Linked DNA regions of Homo sapiens: region 1 is linked to region 2. Evidence: chromatin loops called from intact Hi-C (ENCODE). Cell type or tissue: endothelial cell of umbilical vein. All regions are shown on one strand. Links, peaks and the distances in the headings refer to the core of each region. The heading gives the core; the rest is flanking DNA. Region 1 holds the start of TRA-AGC3-1 (tRNA-Ala (anticodon AGC) 3-1). Region 2 holds the start of TRR-TCG5-1 (tRNA-Arg (anticodon TCG) 5-1).

What was found. Hi-C counts contacts between places; a loop is a spot of excess contacts. Peaks named below come from ENCODE experiments on the same cell type or tissue, not always from the same donor. Only the 100,000 strongest peaks of a DNase experiment are listed, where the experiment ranks them.
Region 1: it touches region 2 in a loop (2.1-fold over the local background); 5 of 110 quality-filtered maps call a loop at or near these places.

The regions. Positions count from the first base shown.
Region 1 is chr6:28,603,512-28,612,297 of GRCh38, forward strand. TRA-AGC3-1 (tRNA-Ala (anticodon AGC) 3-1) reads left to right here and starts at 3,645; the gene lies at 3,645-3,716. It also overlaps a transcript of SCAND3 not described here. In endothelial cell of umbilical vein, for the core only: a CTCF peak has its summit at 3,363; a DNase peak (open chromatin) is centred at 3,530.
Region 2 is chr6:28,538,538-28,547,323 of GRCh38, forward strand. TRR-TCG5-1 (tRNA-Arg (anticodon TCG) 5-1) reads right to left here and starts at 4,649; the gene lies at 4,577-4,649. It overlaps LOC107986586 (a long non-coding RNA gene), which reads right to left and starts at 6,460. Exons shown (of 3, transcript XR_001744073.2): 1 at 6,375-6,460; 2 at 5,806-5,895; 3 at 4,524-4,663. RefSeq lists an enhancer at 5,437-6,019. In endothelial cell of umbilical vein, for the core only: no CTCF peak of the experiment used is centred there; a DNase peak (open chromatin) is centred at 4,674; H3K4me3 peaks cover 194 bases.

The DNA.
Region 1 (8,786 bases), core at 2,406-4,905, 64 kb after region 2:
AGTTATAGTTGTTTCTCTTTAACGTGCTTGTGACACATTTGCTTTCTGACTCTCTAAGGGAAAATTTTCTCTCCAATTTGGGAAATTTTCCAGGTATATTATATCTAAATATTACCTCACTTACATTTTTTTTCTCTTCTTTTATTCCTGAACTCTAATCGTATATACTTCAGAATTTTCACATAATCTTCCATTTCTATTATTATTATTTTTTAAATCAGTATTCTGTGGCTGTGTAATAAAGTACTCCAAACTCGGTGGCTTAAAACAACATAGAACTCAGCTGAAATGTATCATCTCATCTCCTTGTAAAATCAGCTGGATTTACAAATTCAATGTGAGTTGGCAGGTCAGCTGGGACTCGCTGCTCCTGGATGCCCTTAATGCCTGGATGTCTGATACTTGGCAAGGGCTATTTTCTGGAGTTCATCAGTTTTCCTTCATGTGATCTCCCCAACAGGACTGCCCAGATTTCTTATACAGTGATAGTGTTCCAAGATGTTGAGAACTGAAGCTGCAAGCTTTCTTGAGACCTGCACTTAGAAGTAGCACAGCATCACTGCCACTGTGTTCCAATGGTCAAAGCAGATCACAAAGGCAGCCCACATTCCAGGGTTAGGGGAAAAAGATTTGGCCCCACCTTCTGATGGGAGGAGATGCAAAGAATTCGCAGTTGTGTTTATCTATCTCAGCTTGCTTCACATGTTCCATGTTCTTAACTATTTTTGTTGTATTCTGGGTTAAGGTTTTGGCTTTATCTTTCAGCTTAGGAATTCCTTCCCCAGCTGTAGCTAATATGCAAAAAAATTAGGAATTTTTTTTTGGCCAGGCACTGTGGCTCACGCCTATAATCTCAGTACTTTGGGAGGCTGAGGCGGGTGGATTACCTAAGGTCAGGAGTTCAAGACCAGCCTGGCCAACAAGGTGAAACCCGTCTCTATTAAAAATACAAAAATTAGCTGGGCGTGGTGGCACACCCCTGTAATCCCAGCTATTCGGGAGGCTGAGGCAGGAGAATTGCTTGAGCCCGGGACGCAGAGGTTGCAGCGAGTCGAGATCATGCCACTGCACTCCAGCGTGGCTGACCGAGCGAGACTCTGTCTCAAAAAAAAAAAAAAAAAATTTAACTATTACATATTTATTTCTTGAATCTAAATTTTTACATAATTTTACTCACTCTTTTGCATACTTCATTTGTAATCATATCCTTAATTTATTGATATATGTCAGACATAGCTATTATACATTTTGTACCTTAAAATTTAACATCTACAGTTCTTTAGGTTTCAGTATGACTTTTTGTATCTGTTGAGTCTCAAGCATAGTAATTTACCTTCTTAGGTTTGTAGTAATCTTTATTATTAACCTTATTGTGTGATCTTAACATAAGAGAGTTCTGCAGGCCTAACTCGGGGAAGTTTTCTTTCAGAGAGGATATATTTCTACTTCTGCCAGGAGCTAGGTGACAAATTTGACCCTGAACCACTTGGTCTCACTATAGGTTTTGGCCCATAACAAGAGTGTCAGGCTCAGCTCCTCCAACTCTCTGCTTTTCTGATATTAAATATTCATCCTCACAGTTGTTTTTCGATTGGTATCTGACTTCAGGTTAAACCCACTCCTCTGTTGGTCCAAGTTGGCTTCCAGCAGTTCTTGCTCCCAACTGTTCCAACTCCCAGGAACTTTAGGCAGAGTTCTCACAGCTATGGCTTTGACTGCTCACTACCCTGACCTGGGCTCCAGGTGTTTCTAAGTCACTTTAGCGCCCAGAAAATATTCATTTATTTTTGTTTTGAGTGACCTCTAAAGAATTCCTTAATCCTTTGTGAGACCAGAAATGTCACAAAAAGTGTACTATCCAGAGACTTTGTTGGGAAGATTTTTTTAAAGCAAGAACAAAAAAGTACAGACCAATGACTGAAAAATATATAAGCACGCAAGATTATCTATTTAGTATTCCAATGGAGAACGTATATCCTGAGCCTAGTCATGCGAAAGTATCAGTCAGTGAAAGACATTCTATTTTTAAAAATGAAATGAGGCCGGGAGCAGTGGCTCATGCCTGTAATCCCAGCACTTTGGGAGGCTGAGGCGGGCGGATCACGAGGTCAGGAGTTCGAGAACAGCCTGGCCAACATGGTGAAACCCCGCCTCTACTAAAAAATACAAAAAAAAAAAAAAAAAATTAGCCAGGCATAGTGGCAGGCACCTGTAATCCCAGCTACTCAGGAGGCTGAGGCAAGAGAATCATTTGAACCCGGGAGGCGGAGGTTGCAGTGAGCCGAGATCGCGCCATTGCACTCCAGCTGGGCAACAGGGCGAGACTCTGTCTCAGAAAAAGAAAGAAAGAAAGAAATGAAAATAACACTATTTTTTAAATGACATATCAATGTCAAAAAAAATAAAGACTATGCAAATATTTTTCATTAAAGAAGACTAAAAAAGACAGGACAACTAAATGCAACGCCTGACCCTAGACTAGATCCTATATGAGAGGAAAACATCAGGTCAATTGGTCAACTTGAAATGCAGACTGTAGATTAAATACAGCTATTGTATCAATGTTAAATTTACAAAAGTTCCTAATAGTACTGTGGGTATATAGAAAAGTACTTAAGTAAAGGAAATGGACGTGATGTATGCAACGTACAGGAGAGAGAAGAAGCAACTCATAAGGCAAATGGGGTAAAATATTAATAATATCTAAATCTGAGTAAAGGATAGAAGGGTATTTTTGTATTATTTTTATTTTTTCAACTTTTTAGTGAGTTATAAATTGTTTGAGAAAGAGAGAGGGAGAGATTTCAACGGAGGTGCCTCAGAAGTCAATAGTTGTGAATTTGGGTTGGGCTGGGCCAGCTCTTTAAAATATGAGAAGCTTCCCCCACCTCCCCTCACCATTCGAGAAACCAATAATTTTTCATTGCTCCATGGTTTCCTACAGATTGGTCGCCAAGCAACAGATGCCAGCCCTGCCTTACCTAATTCATCTTTTTTTCAGATAACGCTACTACCCCACCCCAACCCCCACCAGTTTGGCTTAGCAGGGGACCCTCAGAGTTTTGTCGGAGGTAAACTACTCTAGACGTGCGGATCTGGGTGCCTACGTGATGCCTCTCACCCGGGTCCAGATTTCCAGTTTGTCCTTGTGATTGATTCATGACATCTTGAGCTCACAAGAACGTTCCCTGCCATCACCACTAAGTGTTCAGTGGACGTTTTGGGCTTTTGGAAACGGAAGTGATTTGAGGGTCTTTGTTCCAAGAAAGGCGGTGCTGGGCCCGGGGACTGGAACTCGGTAGGCGAGGATCCCCTTTGACGCCCCCCTACAGTTTCCCTTCAAACACGTAGGTCTCAGCTGGTACCCTGGCTGCGCTACTGGCTTTGGCCTCCTGGGGCCTTATGGTTGAAAACAGCAGGAAATGAAGCTGGAAAAAGCGAGAGACAACAGATTGTCTGCTTTCAGGCTCCTTCCTTTGTAATTTCACTGTGTTGCTTTCTTTGGACGCTGCTTGTGCAGGACCCAGCCTAGCTGTTTCACAAATTGCGGAGTTTGCATTCATGATTTCATTGCAATTTACCGAATCTTTGAGAAATACTGATTATAAATCATGAAAGAAATGCAAAGCAACCTGTCTGTGGTTGGGGGTGTAGCTCAGTGGTAGAGCGCGTGCTTAGCATGTACGAGGTCCCGGGTTCAATCCCCGGCACCTCCACCAGTTTTGGGAGTGCGCACTTTCTCCTCTCAATGGACCGCCTTTCCACTTTCCTTTCTCCCTCCCGTTAAATAAACCTAGTCTCATTCATTCAATTTTCTGCTTGTCTGTACAGCCTTTGCAGTGTTAAGTATCTGTATCGATAGCATTGCCACACCAGGAAGGTCTTGAACCCTTTGTAAAAGCATTTTCGCAAATTAATCAGCCTGGTTTCTTTGGATTTCATGCTATGGTATTACTGAAAAACAGAAAAAATATAAAAATAATAAAAGACCCTTTGTTTTATTCACTGTTTTTTTTTTCTTTTCTTTTTTGAATTCTGAAGAGTTCTTAGAGCAAAGAACAGCATGGAGGTGGAATAGCAGAAACATATCTTATTGATGTCTTTCTTCTGAGCTTCCAACCACCCTATACCTTACCTTTTCTTGAATCACCAGATATGGAAGCAGTGGGCCCCGTTAGTATTGTGCGGTGATAGGTACATGAAGGACAATAAAATGCTGTCTGTCATAGCATGGGGTGCCTCCCAAGTCTAACCCGAATGAGACAGAATGGATTGGCTGGTTAAATGAAACCAGAACTACTGTCCTTTTGCTGAAATAGCTTAGTGGGAGTGTGAGAGACCAGGCATCCAAATATCTCTTGTTCAAGAAAATTTCAGTAAAAATAAATGACATGTTTTTGGGAAAAGGGCTTGTGGGGTGCCTGCATAAACTGGCCATAAAAATATGAGACAATATGTTGTGGAAAGCCACAAGAGTCCTCTGAGGAGGAAAGCCTCCTAATTGCCATCATGTTCCCATGCTCAGAGCGAGACCCGCTCTCTTATCTGTAAACACTGCGTTCAAGGAGAAAGACACTCCTTTGAAATACTGGAATGTGGACAGACTCCAAGTTAAGCCCGCTCCCACTAGCTACTCTCCGATAAGTTAAAGATATGCTATTTGAGCACAAAGGAGATTCATTTAAACCGCTATTGCTATAGATAACGGCTATGACGCACTGCCACCTTTTCACTGTTTCGCCCTGAACATCTGCTTCTTAGATCTAAGTTATTGTATTCTATAAATAGTGTGGAGACCAGAGGTCTGAGCCTTTTGCAGCCTCCATTTTGCAACTGACCCCCTGGCTCCCCACCTTTACTCTTGTCTCTTCTCAATCCTTTGTCGCCACCGGACTTTGGGTACCCTACGGGTGGTGTTGAGGCTGGTCCCCAACACATGTTGAACTCATTTTACAAACACATTTAACTAGATGACCACCTCCACTGCCCCAACACAAAAAAGTATCCCACGACACCTACACATGTTAATCAATCCAAATCAAAGGTGATTTGCCTACGCCAGAGCTAGTATGAAATATTGATTAAATACATAATATGAGAGGAAAGAAACCAGTTTTTCCCTTTTTAACTTACTGATTTCTAGAAATTATGTTTTATTCTGATAAATTATTCTGTATAATATATAATGTTAATAGATGTTTATGAGGCTGGGCATGGTGGCTTACACCTGTAATCCCAGAAATTTGAAAAGCTGAGGCAGGAGAATTGCTTGAGCCCAGGAGTTCTAGACCAGCCTGGGCAACATAGAGAGATGATGTCTCTTTTAAATTAGCAGGGCATGGTGGTGCATGCCTGTATTCCCAGCTAGCTACTTGGGAGGCTGAGGCAGGAGAATCGCTTGAGCCCAGGAGGTTAAGACTGCAGTGAGCTGTGATTGTGCCACTGCACTCCAGCCTCGGAAAACAGAGCGAAACACTGTCTGAAAAAAAAGCGGGGGTTGGGGGGAGGGCGCTGTTCATGGTATGTATTCCCATTTAAGTCTATTTATGGTATTTTGGGATCAAATACATTTAAATTGTTTTTCATGACAAGACAAGGATATTCATTATCTTCACTACTACTTAACATTGTAATGGAGGTATTAGCTGAAGCATTTAGACATGAAAAAGTAATTAAAGGATTAACTATTGGATAGAATGGGATAAAGCTATCTATGTATCTTGGTAGGATTATATATCTGGAAGCCACCCCTCAAATGAAAAACTTACTATAGAGAATTTGGTAAAGAAGCTGGTTGCAAAGTTAACATAAACATATACACTCATACACACACACAAAATAGCTTTTCCATATTCAACCTTTGGAGGTTTTTGAATATCAGTTTTATTTTGAAAGCTAACACATGAAGGAAAAGAATCAAGCATTTATCCTATCTCTCCTGTATGGAATGTATTTCAGGATAAACATATAGTTGATGAGGGAAAGATTTTTCTTCTCAGGAAATAACAGCTAATGAATGCAGGAGAGATTATAAAACTACAACATTTTGCAACTGGTATTGCTATAACACATCCAGGTCACAATTGGCAATGGCTGCTATAACCATGAGGTGAAATTGGATGAAGGACTCTAGAATGGTTGGATTAGGCTGATGTCACCTAAAACCAAAGCTAAATTTTATATCATCAAATGTGAGACAACCACATATCATGTAACCCATAATAAAGTAAAGTAGAACATACCCAGGACCACAATAAATACTTGTGTTGAAAATTAAATTTCTATAATCAAATAGATAAAAACCATTTGTTTAGAGTAAATATTGGAGATACAGCAATGTGTTTAATAACATTATAATGATGCAATCAGCTAAATCCAGAATGTGGAAAATTCTCCTGGACAAACTGACCTTCAAGAAATAAATGGCATGGAGTCCAGGCAAGTTGGCACATGCCTGGAATCCCAGTGCTTTGGGAGGTGAGGTGGGCTGATCACTTGAGTTTGGGAGTTCGAGACCAGCCTAGCAACAGGGTGCAACGCCGTCTTTACTAAAAATACAAAAATTAGCCGGGCATGGTGGCAGGCGCCTGTAATCCCAACTACTCAGGAGGCTGAGGTACAAGAATGGCTTAAAGCCAGTAAGGCTTTTTTCCCCCCAGGTTTTTAAAATAACCTTAATTTTTTTAAACAGGTAATATGTGCATTATAGTAAATTAAAAAACACAAGAGGCCAAGCATGGTGGCTCACGCCTGTAATCCCTGCACTTTGGGAGGCAGAGGTGGGTGGATCACCTGAGGTCAGGAGTTCGAGACCAGCCTGGCCAACATGATGAAACTCCGTCTCTACTAAAAATACAACAAATTAGCTGGGTGTGGTGGCGTGTGCCTGTAATCCCAGCTACTCAGGAGGCTGAGGCAGGAGAATTGCTTGAACCTGGGAGGTGGAGGTTGCAGTGAGCCGAGATCGCACCACTGCACTCCAGCCTGGGCAATAAGAACAAAACTCTGAAAAAAGAAAGAAAGAGAGAGAGATGGAGGGAAGGAAGGAAGGAAGGAGAAAAAAGTAAAACACAAGAAACAAAGAACAAAGTCATCCACAATCACAAGTAGTTTATACTTTGATGTGTCCTTCTAGGTCCTGTGTGTGTAGACATAACATCCAGTTATATGGGATTGAGATTCTACAGTATATAGTATATATTATGCTTTTTTACACATCATAAATATTTACCAATTCAGAATTGCAAAGCTATATGAGTATTCTGATAACCAAGAATATACAGCACCAACTCAGTCTGTTAGAAAAACAATGTAATCTTGCTTTTTTTGGGACAAAAATTTTATAGAAGGCAAAAATGGAGACATGCCTCTAGATAAAAGCATTAGCAGAGTTCTGATTAAAATACTGCATTCCCTTAGTGCTCAATTTAAAATAAAACATAAAGCAACTGAATACACTAAGTATAATATTTCTAAGAGAATTCATTAACAGATCTATACCATTAAAATATTAGCAAGAAGATATGTTTCCTTTTAATTACTTCATGTATTCCTATAGTACAGCCAAAAGAGATGCACATACACCAATGGCTATCGTCAAAATGGAAATATGGACACATCTGCATTCATCTCTCCCTTTATACTTCCTTCTGCCTCTCTACTGCTAACCTGATGAACAAGTCCTGGTATACACTACCCAGTGGTGGTTTCACAATTCCATGTCCAAGATACATCTTTTCTAAAGATGTTTACTGAAAAGTAAAGTGCTCATATAGACCTATGGTTATCATCTAAAACCATGTTCTAGATAATGGAGATACTAGCAAAGAGCCCTTCCCTTCAACTTTCCTCTTTTCCCTCTTCCACCGTCCAGGTGGCTATGTCCAGCTCCAAGAGGTGGATTAACAAAGGTCACTCCTGGAAGACAGGCCTTCCTAAAAACTAACAAAAGGATATAAATGGATTGTTTTACTACCTCTACTTCCAACACACTTTGAGCAAAAGGACTTGCATTTTAATATACAACAATATTAACTAAAATGCACATATAGAACAATGGTTAGACCATCTGAACTAATCTAACTCACCTGCACAGAACTCTTCCCTCTACATACTTCTTCCCCACAACTTGCCACTACCCAGTGAAAAGTCAGTGTACTCTCCAAAACCTCAAGTTTAACAATTCCATTCCCAAATACAACCACTCCTAGACAATTTTGGTGAAAGGTGTTACTTTAGTATCTACTTTTAACCTATGTTGTGTGCTTTTACACATCTAGAAAGACAAGATGTTTCAAATAGGAGTTGTTTTCCACTGTATATACAGTAGCAGTGAATAAATGGTGCATATACATAACACAGGCTATAATTTAAAAGTGTCTTCTAAATAGGAACATTACGGCCTAGAATCGTTTCCCTTCTCACCTCTAAATTAACCCTATGGACAGGTATGAGCATCCAGAAGAGGAATAAGCATCCAGTTAGAGATTTTAACAATTTCACTTCTGTGGGGTTTTTCTTGTTTTTTTGTTGTTTTTTTTTTTGAGATGGAGTCTCACTCTGTTTCCCAGGCTGGAGTGCAGTGGCGCGATCTCAGCTCACTGCAACCTCTGCCTCCCAGCTTCAAGCGATTCTCCTGAGTAGCATCCTGAGTAGCTGGGACTACAGGCGTGTGCCACCATGTGCCCGGCTAATTTTTTTTTATTTTTAGTAGAGGCGGGGTTTCATCGTGTTAGCCAGGATGGTCTCGATTTCCTGAGCTCGTGATCTGCCTGCCTCAGCCTCCC
Region 2 (8,786 bases), core at 3,151-5,650:
ATGTGCAAATGCTCAGCACTACCTGTTCTTTTCTAGCTGCTGCTGCATTTTGAAATGTTTACATTCTCCCTGGTCCCATCCTGAGCTGCCCACCAGGTAAAAGTGGGTTCAAAACAAGACCTACAGACCAACTTGAATTAACACTTGTTTAAAAAAAAAAGTGATAGTGGATAATTTACTTAAACAAGATGTACAATGAACATATCAATAGGAGGGCTATTCACCGTGTTGTTTGATAATAAATTAACAATTGATTAACAGCTGCAAGTTCCTCCCATCCCTGTATGCATATCCCTCTGTAATGTGTGTGCGTATGTGTGTTTGTTTTGTTTTGTTTTTTCAAGACAGGGTTTTGCTCTGTCCCCCAGGCTGGAGTGCAGTGGTGCAATCTTGGCTCATTGCAACCTCCACCTCCTGGGTTCAAGCGATTCTTGTGCCTCAGCTGCTCAAGTAGCTGGGATTACAAGCATGCGCCACCATGCATGGCTAATGTTTGTATTTTTATAGTAGTAGAGTCAGGGTTTCGCCATATTGCCCAGGCTGTTCTTGAACTCCTGAGCTCAAGTGGTCCGCCTGCCTCAGCCTCCCAAAGTGCTGCGATTACAGGCGTGAGCCAGCACACCAGGTCTGTAATGTGATTTGGCAGCAGCTTTCATCAAGAGGCCAAGTCTGTTTCCCTCCCTGTTGTATGTGAGTTGACTTTGTGATTTGCTTTGACCAACAGAATTCTGTGAAATGATGTAGAAATGGTGGTGTAGGAGTTCTAAAATTAGGCCTCAAGAAACCTTGTCACTCACCTCTTAGAACCTTCATACCAAGTTGGTACAAGATGCTGGAAACCTCATCAAGCATCTTAGGTGGAAGACCACATGGAGAAAGAGTCTCAGCTATCTCAGCCATCCCAGGCAGTCCAGCTGACACCCCACACATGTTAGTGGGACCATCTTGGACCATCCAATCTCAGTCAAGCTGCCAGATGACTACAGTCATATGAGTGACCCAAGACAAAATCAACAAAAGAATTGCCCAGCTAAACACAGCTCCAATCATTGACCTGAAGAATTATAAACAGAAGAAACAATTGTTGTTTTAAGCCACTAAATTTGAGTAAGGTTTGTTACACAGATATAAATGATGGATATAAGCACTAAGCACAGTTCTGAGCACAAAGTAAGAGCCTAGGGTAAGTTAGGAGTTTATGACTTTTGGGGATCTTCTCATTGCCCCAAGAAGTGGGTCTTCTCTCCTCTTGCCACAACACGGAAACTCCAGAATTGTTTGGAATCCTGGGTTGTTCAAATTGATCCTTGGAGTAAGCTTCTGACTCCTTGTGTCCTTGCACCAAGCTCAGAGTTCCTGCTCTGAAAGACCTAGAGCTTCCAGATCTCTAGAGTGAGTTGAGGTATGAATGGATAGAGGTGTCCTACAGTCCTTGCCTGATTTTGTAAACTAAACTGCAGAGTCCACAGTCCTTTCTAGCTGCATTTTCCTAGTGCTGGCTGTTCTTTTGGTAGGTGTGCTGATTTGCCTTGTCACCCGTGACAAGGAGAAAAGGGTTTGATATCCATATTGAGAGACATTTGAATATTTATTTTTAAATAATTGTAGTAGTTTAGAGATGCCAGACAGTCATACTTGGTAGCTTGTTTCCAGTTTGCCTAATATTTTTTTCAAGAAAATTCCATAACGGACAATTCTTATGTGTCACATACTTGTCATCATGGTGGCTAGAAGCAGAGTATACAGTTCTGTTTTCCAGAAATTCCTGAGTAGCTTCCCACCAGGCAAGATACCAGAATCAGGCAAAAAAAATTTTCTTTTTTGCTTTGGATTTTAAACTAAATCTGAACAGAAAGCAGCATCTGTGTATTTTATTTAGAAATGTTTCCTTTGATAGAAGGAAGAGTTGAAAATGACAATTGAACAATGTCATAAATTATGACAGAAAGAATTTCCTGTCTAATTTATTAGTCAAACTATCAATCAAAACTGAGTATGTTATAAAGCCATTTGTAGACAGAGTCACCCTCTCAGAAAATTCCTAGAGGTTATTCTCCATCAAAATGATACAACACTAAAAAAAGGAAAACATAAGGGTCCAAAACAGGAAGAAGGCAAAGTATATCCCAGGTCGGTGGAAGAAAAGCCCCAAGAAGACACCTGTGTAACATGCCTAGAGAACAACCAGTCCAGATTGAAGCAGGGATACAAAGGCTCCAGAGAGGAGACCACTAAGGAAAATATTAAAATTGATAGGTTCTTTGAGGTATTTCACTATATTGAGAGTTGCTTAAATTCAAGGAAAATCAGTTGAGAATGAATTGGTTACATGATCATAAAAGATAAAGAAAAAGTAAAAGGCAGTTAATAACTTTGCAGAAAACTAAAAGGCACATAAGAAATATAATCATAGTACTATATAGCACAGCTGTGAATAATTTTTTATAACCAATAAACCCTGAATTTAGAATTATGATGAAATTAAGTAGGAAGGATGAGGGAGGGGAAATATATATGCAGGGATGAGTAATGTATGAGAGGTACCTCCAGAGATTGACTTTCAACATGAAGTGAAAAGAGCTCTGCAGACCAGCTTCCAAGTGAAACTGGTGAAAATTATTTTTTTCAAATCAACCATTTAAAAGTCTCTGGCAAAGTGCTGGCCGTAGTAGCTCACGCCTGTAATCCCAGCACTTTGGGAGGCTGAGGCGGGTGGATCACGAGGTCAGGAGTTCGAAGCGAGCCTGGCCAGCATGGTGAAACCCTGTCTCTACTAAAAATACAAACTTATCTGGGCACGGTGGTGGGTGCCTGTAGTCCCAGCTATTCAGGAGGCTGAGGCAAGAGAATTGCTTGAACCTCAAAATAATGATAATGAATGAAAGAATTTTTTTAAGAGTCCATACTGTATGATCCCACTCACATGAAATTCTGAAAACTATGAACATGTAATGATGGAAAGCATATCTGGTTGTAAGAGGGGAACAGGGCTTACAAGAGGGCAGGAGGAAGCTTTTGGGGGTGATGTCTATGTTCATTATCTTTATTGTACTGGTCGTTTCATGATTACACATGTTATACATATATGATTGCATATATGTGTAAAACTTACACATAGTTTAAACTTGTGCAGTTTATTGCATGGGAATTATGCCTCAATAAAACTGTTTAGAGTACATTGTCTGGAAAAATATCATGAAGCCATTCTGCAAGTATAGTTGTGGGTCTTTTCCCTCTTTTTTCTTTTTTCTATACTATGGAGGAGATCGTGTCTTGTTGGATTTCTTGTTTGTTTGTTTTTGTTTTGAGAAGGGGTCTCAGTCTGTCGCCAGGCTGAAGTGTAGTGGTGCGATCTCGGCTCACTGCAACCTCCGCCTCCCGGGTTCAAGCGATTCTCCTGCCTCAGCCTCCCCAGTAGCTGAGATTACAGGCGCCCGCCACCACGTCCAGCTAGCTAATTTTTTCTATTTTTAGTAGAGAAAGGGTTTCACCATATTGGCCGGGATGGTCTCAGTTTCCTGACCTCGTAAACCCTGGGTAAGTGATGGGACATGGGGTTTTCTCAGTAGGAAGATGTTTGACAACTTTTTCAATTTATTTCGTAGTTTAACTATTCATTATTGCTATTCCTTCTTGAATCGTACTTAATAGTCATGTCGTCCTAATAATTTCTCCATTTCATAAAAGTATTCAAATGTATTTGGCCAGATTCTTTCCCCTTTTGTTTTGTTTTAACGTTTACTGGTTTAATTTTTTTTGTTGTTCTATTTTTTATATCTTCCTGACCAGACAATTGTTTTGACTTTCACTGGTTTATTATAAAGGGCATTACAAAGGCTCTCTTTCGCCTTTTGGAGAAACTGCTTCCTCTTCTTCAAGATCTTTTCCTGGCTCGCCTCTTCTCCTGTTTTCAGGTCTCTGTTAACACCTTGGTTCCTCAGATATTGCGGACAGTCTAATTCGCCCCGCGACGTGAGGGAGAACCCAGGAGCGGGCTCCGGTAGAGAAAGAAGCTTCCGGTCAACGACCACATCCACCTGAATCATGAGCAGGTTTTAAGGCGTGTGTTTCTTCAGCTCCTCTAAATTTTAGAAAGGGGGCGATATTTAAACTGACCTCAAAAAGACAAGGCTCTCAAGTTACACTCTTTTGTGTGTCTGCGAGTCAAACTTGTAGCGCCTACTGGGGACCAGTGGAAACGTGATGGTCGCCCCCTGCGGGACCAGGTGAATAAAGCTCCTTAAGATGCATTCAACTGAGTTCCCTGAGCCCATTCAACAGGCGGGAAGAGGATACTCCCGGACCAGGGCTCACGCTTTCTCCATCCCACCCCGGACTCCAGGCACCTGTGTGCCAGCCTGGCCAAGCGTTTCCTCCAAAGTACAAACAGCTGAAAGGTGGTGTGCTGGCCCCACCTGAATCACTCGCAACTCCAAAGAGGTGTGTGATGCAACTTCCCATTTCCACGGGAAAGGACTGCAGAGAATTCACGTTCACTTTCGGAAATTAATTGGATGCTATAATTTTGTGGTGTGGGAGGTTGTGCAGTCTTGTTTTAGAGTGAAAAAGGGAGAATCAACCACGAAGGGATTCGAACCCTCAATCTTCTGATCCGAAGTCAGACGCCTTATCCATTAGGCCACGTGGTCCCATGGCTTAGCAACTGCAAAAAATATGAGAAATGTTGTAAGATTGGCTATTAACCTGGATTTTATATATATATTGTATGGTTCTACTTATATGACATGATTTCTGTTGTTAACCTAATTTCAAAGATAGTGTAAATTATACAAAAGCTAAATAACTTGCCAGTGTCACACAATAACAAGGTAATGCAAAGTGAGTATTTGGATTTTCTCCAAACTCCTACCCTTAACTTGACACCAAATGTTACACCAAATTTTGCACATGCACCACGTTGCTTCTCTCAGCTGGTGACAAAAAGTTGTAAAGAAAGGGAAAAAGAAAAGCATTGAATGTCTCTCTATAATCACTACTACACATGATCAGTTTGCATTCAGCATTGAGACCCTCTGGAAATAAATGAAAATCACCAGGTGAACGAGAAAGACCCCCTCAGGCGACCTTCTCAGCTTGGCGTCCAATTCAGCTGCAACAGCTGCAATTAGCATTAAATAGAGGCATCTTCCTAGGCCTGGCTCCGCTTGGTAACCAAAACTAGGCCCTGCTGAATAGTCTCTAGTGAGACGTTTGTTAAAAGCCCAAGAGTATAGCGGGCACTTAGAGAATAATGTAGAAAATGCGTATCATCTTGTGCAACCACTCGGTGGTGGCGCTGAGTGGTAGAGGGGGCAGGAGCCAGGCTTTAGGCCCGGAAAGTTGCAGTTCGAACCACTTCGTAGTGGTTGTTTTCATTTCAGTTCTTCATTTGACCCAGCCATCCTTGACTGGCAGCATTCTGACCTCCCACTAGTGATGTGCCGGTGGGAAACACACAGGAAGGAAAGGCGCGCGCGAGGCCTGCCCCCGGAACGAACGACGCCTGCGTGGACACCCTCCTGTGAGTGCCGGAGGCGTGGTGAAAGCAACGGGGTGCATTTGGTGGTCTCATTCCCCATTACTGGGAACTCTTTGAGAGCCTGATTTGAGTCTTTATGGGACCTCCCTCTTCATCCTGGCTTCCGGCTCTCTCAAAGTCTGTTACACAGATTTTTCATATTCCAGAAGGGCTGGAGAAACATATATTTACTGAAAAGCTCTTCTATTCAGCAACTGCATCCTGAGGAGGCTGCGCTCTCTTTCTCTTGCCCTCCACGAAAGCACCACCCGGATTCTCTCACCCACCTGGTCAAAGTGTCAGCTTGCAGGGATCTGTTCTTAACCCAGCCTGAAGGGGTTCAGTGAACACCTAGGAACCAAACTTACTCTTGAGACCTAAAAGATAAGAAAGAATTAGTTTCAAAAGAAAAAAAGTGCAGAAAGAGGCTGCACGTTGTGGCTCACGCCCGTAATCCCAACACTTTGGGAGGCCAAGACGCGGTAGGGGGGTGGGGGAGTGGAGGGGAGAGTTGGAGGGGGAAGTTGGAGGGGGGAGTTGGAGGGGGGAATTGGCGGGGGGCGGGGGGGGATTGCCTAAGGCCAGGAGTTTGAGACCATCCTGGGCAACATAGCGAAACTTCTCTCTCTCTTCTCTCTTAAAAAAAAAAAAGCCAAATAGATGATCCAGCAGATGGATCAGTATGTGCAATGGTATAAAAAATTTTGCCCAATTAATTTGAAAATTAAAACAGTAAATTCTGCAAAAGTTATCAGTTATGAAATTCGATTCAAGAGGAAATAGCAAGTAACTGTTACATAAATTGAATAGTCAAAAATTGTCCTACAGAGAAAGTCCTAAACCCAGATATTTTCACCTGAAAGTTCTTCAAAACAATCCAGGGAGAATAATTTCAATTGGATACAAACTTTTCCAAACGTAGTGACAGAGGGAAGACTTTTCACCTCATTTTCACCTTCATCCTAATACCAAACCAGAAAAAGACAATGAGAGAAAGAAAAATCACAGGTCAATCTCATTAACGAACATAAAATCAGAAATAATAATAATAAAAAAAAGCTGAATCCACCAATGTTTAAAAATCATAACAAATCCAGATTTATACCAAAAGCAGGATGTCAATTTAACGTGAGAAGAACAGTGTTATGATTCAGTACATTAAGAAATTAAAGGAAAAAAATAAGTTCACCTCAAAAGAGGCAGAAAAACATTGGATAAATTTCACTGTCTGCTCACAATGCAACTGTTAACAATCTAGAAATAGAAGGAAATTTCTTTTACTTAATTTTTAAAAGATAAAAATAATCTACAAAAAACAACTCTTAAAGGTAAAAAGTTTAAAACACTTTACTTGAGATTGGGACTACAAGTGGTATACCAGGAATTGCGACTTCCATTCCTTCCCAGACAAAAGGAAAGTTAAAAAGTTATAATTCTTAGAAAGGAAGAAACAGAACTATCTTTTCTTTCTGTTTTTTCTTTAACAGATTGTTTGTGTGCAAAATTAACAAATTTAAAATTAAATTATTATATTATTAAGAGTCTTAACACATTTTCCCTTGATAGCTGTAACAATTTATGAAAGCAATGACATGCAATGCAGAAAAACCTAGAAGTCACAGGAAATGAGATATTTTGATATTTCAATTAAAAAAACACAAAAATATGGCATAATTTCATTTATAGAAACTACAAACTAAGCATCCTAAAATATCTATTGTTTATGGATACAAATATAATTAGTAAAGCTAACAAATAAGAGCAAGAGAATGATTATTTCAAACATTATTATAGTGGTTATATCAGCATGAGAATGAGAGAGATATACTATAGAGTGGGGTAAATGGAGTTTCTAAAATAATGGTAATGCTGTCTTTCTTAATGTGACTTCATATTTTTTAAGAAAATTTTTAATTGCAGTATAAGAAACATACAGAAAAGTGCCCAAATACAAGTATATATAGATCATTGAATGTATATGAAGAGAATGTATCTTTGAACTCCCACCCAGATCTTCTGTTTCAATGTATTGCCACTGTTTCCATCAAATAAGATCCCAGAACTAAGTTTTGTCACTTGAGCTGTGTCAAGAGATAGAAAATTATCAGTCCCTCCAGAAGCCACCCTCATGCCCCCTCTTAATCACATTCTCCATAAGGATAACCATTTTCTTGACATCTAATATCATCTTTGAATTTTGCATATTTTCATACTCCATATAAATAGGATTATATAATAAATACTCTCTTATGCCTGGCTTCTTTTATGCAGGAATATGTGAAATTCATCCATGTTGTTGCATTTAACAATTGTTCTTTCTCACTGCTGTGTATATATTCCGCAATATGAATATACCAATTTTTTATGTTTGTTTACCCATTCTGCTGGTGATGGATGTTTGGGTTGTTTCCAGTTTGGGGATATTATAAACCGTACCTGTAGGAAAACTCTTGGACTTGCTTTTTTTTTTTGGCATATATGTGCACAAGTTTTACTGGGTATTAAAATAAAGAGAATAAATCGATTTTTAATGTTTGCTGACAGCTTTCAAAACCCATTATTCTCTTTGATCTATCTGCCTCACATTTAGGTCAGCCTATAAGAAAGTGTATTTAATCTATGGATCACTTTTGGTAGTGTGGACATTTTAACATTATTAATTATTCCAATCCATGGACATGAAATATCTTTTCATGTATTTGTGTCTTCACCAATTAATTTCATCAATGTCAATAGTTGGTTAAATTTGTTCCTAAGCATTTATTCTTGTTGATGCTATTGTAAATGGGATTCTTAATTTCCTTTTTGGATAGTGTTCATTGTTGGCGTATAGAAATGCAACTGATTTTTGCATGTTGATTTTGTACTCTGCAACTTTACTGAATTGTTCTAACAGTTTTTTGGTGGGGTATTTAGGGTTTTCTATATATAAGATCATGTATACAAAAATCAACTCAAGATGAATCAAAAGCTTAACTCTAAGACTGGAAACCATGAAAATGCTACAAGACAGCATCGGAGAAACTCTCCTAGACATTGGCTTAGGCAAAGAGTTCATCACCAAGAATCCAAAAGCAAATGCAACAAAAACAAAGATAAATAAACTAAAAAGCTTCTGCACAGCAAGATAAGTAATCAGCAGAGTAAAATAAACTAAAAAGCTTCTGCACAGCAAGATAAGTAATCAGCAGAGTAAACCAACAACCCATAGAGTGGGAGAAAATCTTTGCAAACTATATATCCGACAAAGGACTAATATCCAGAATCT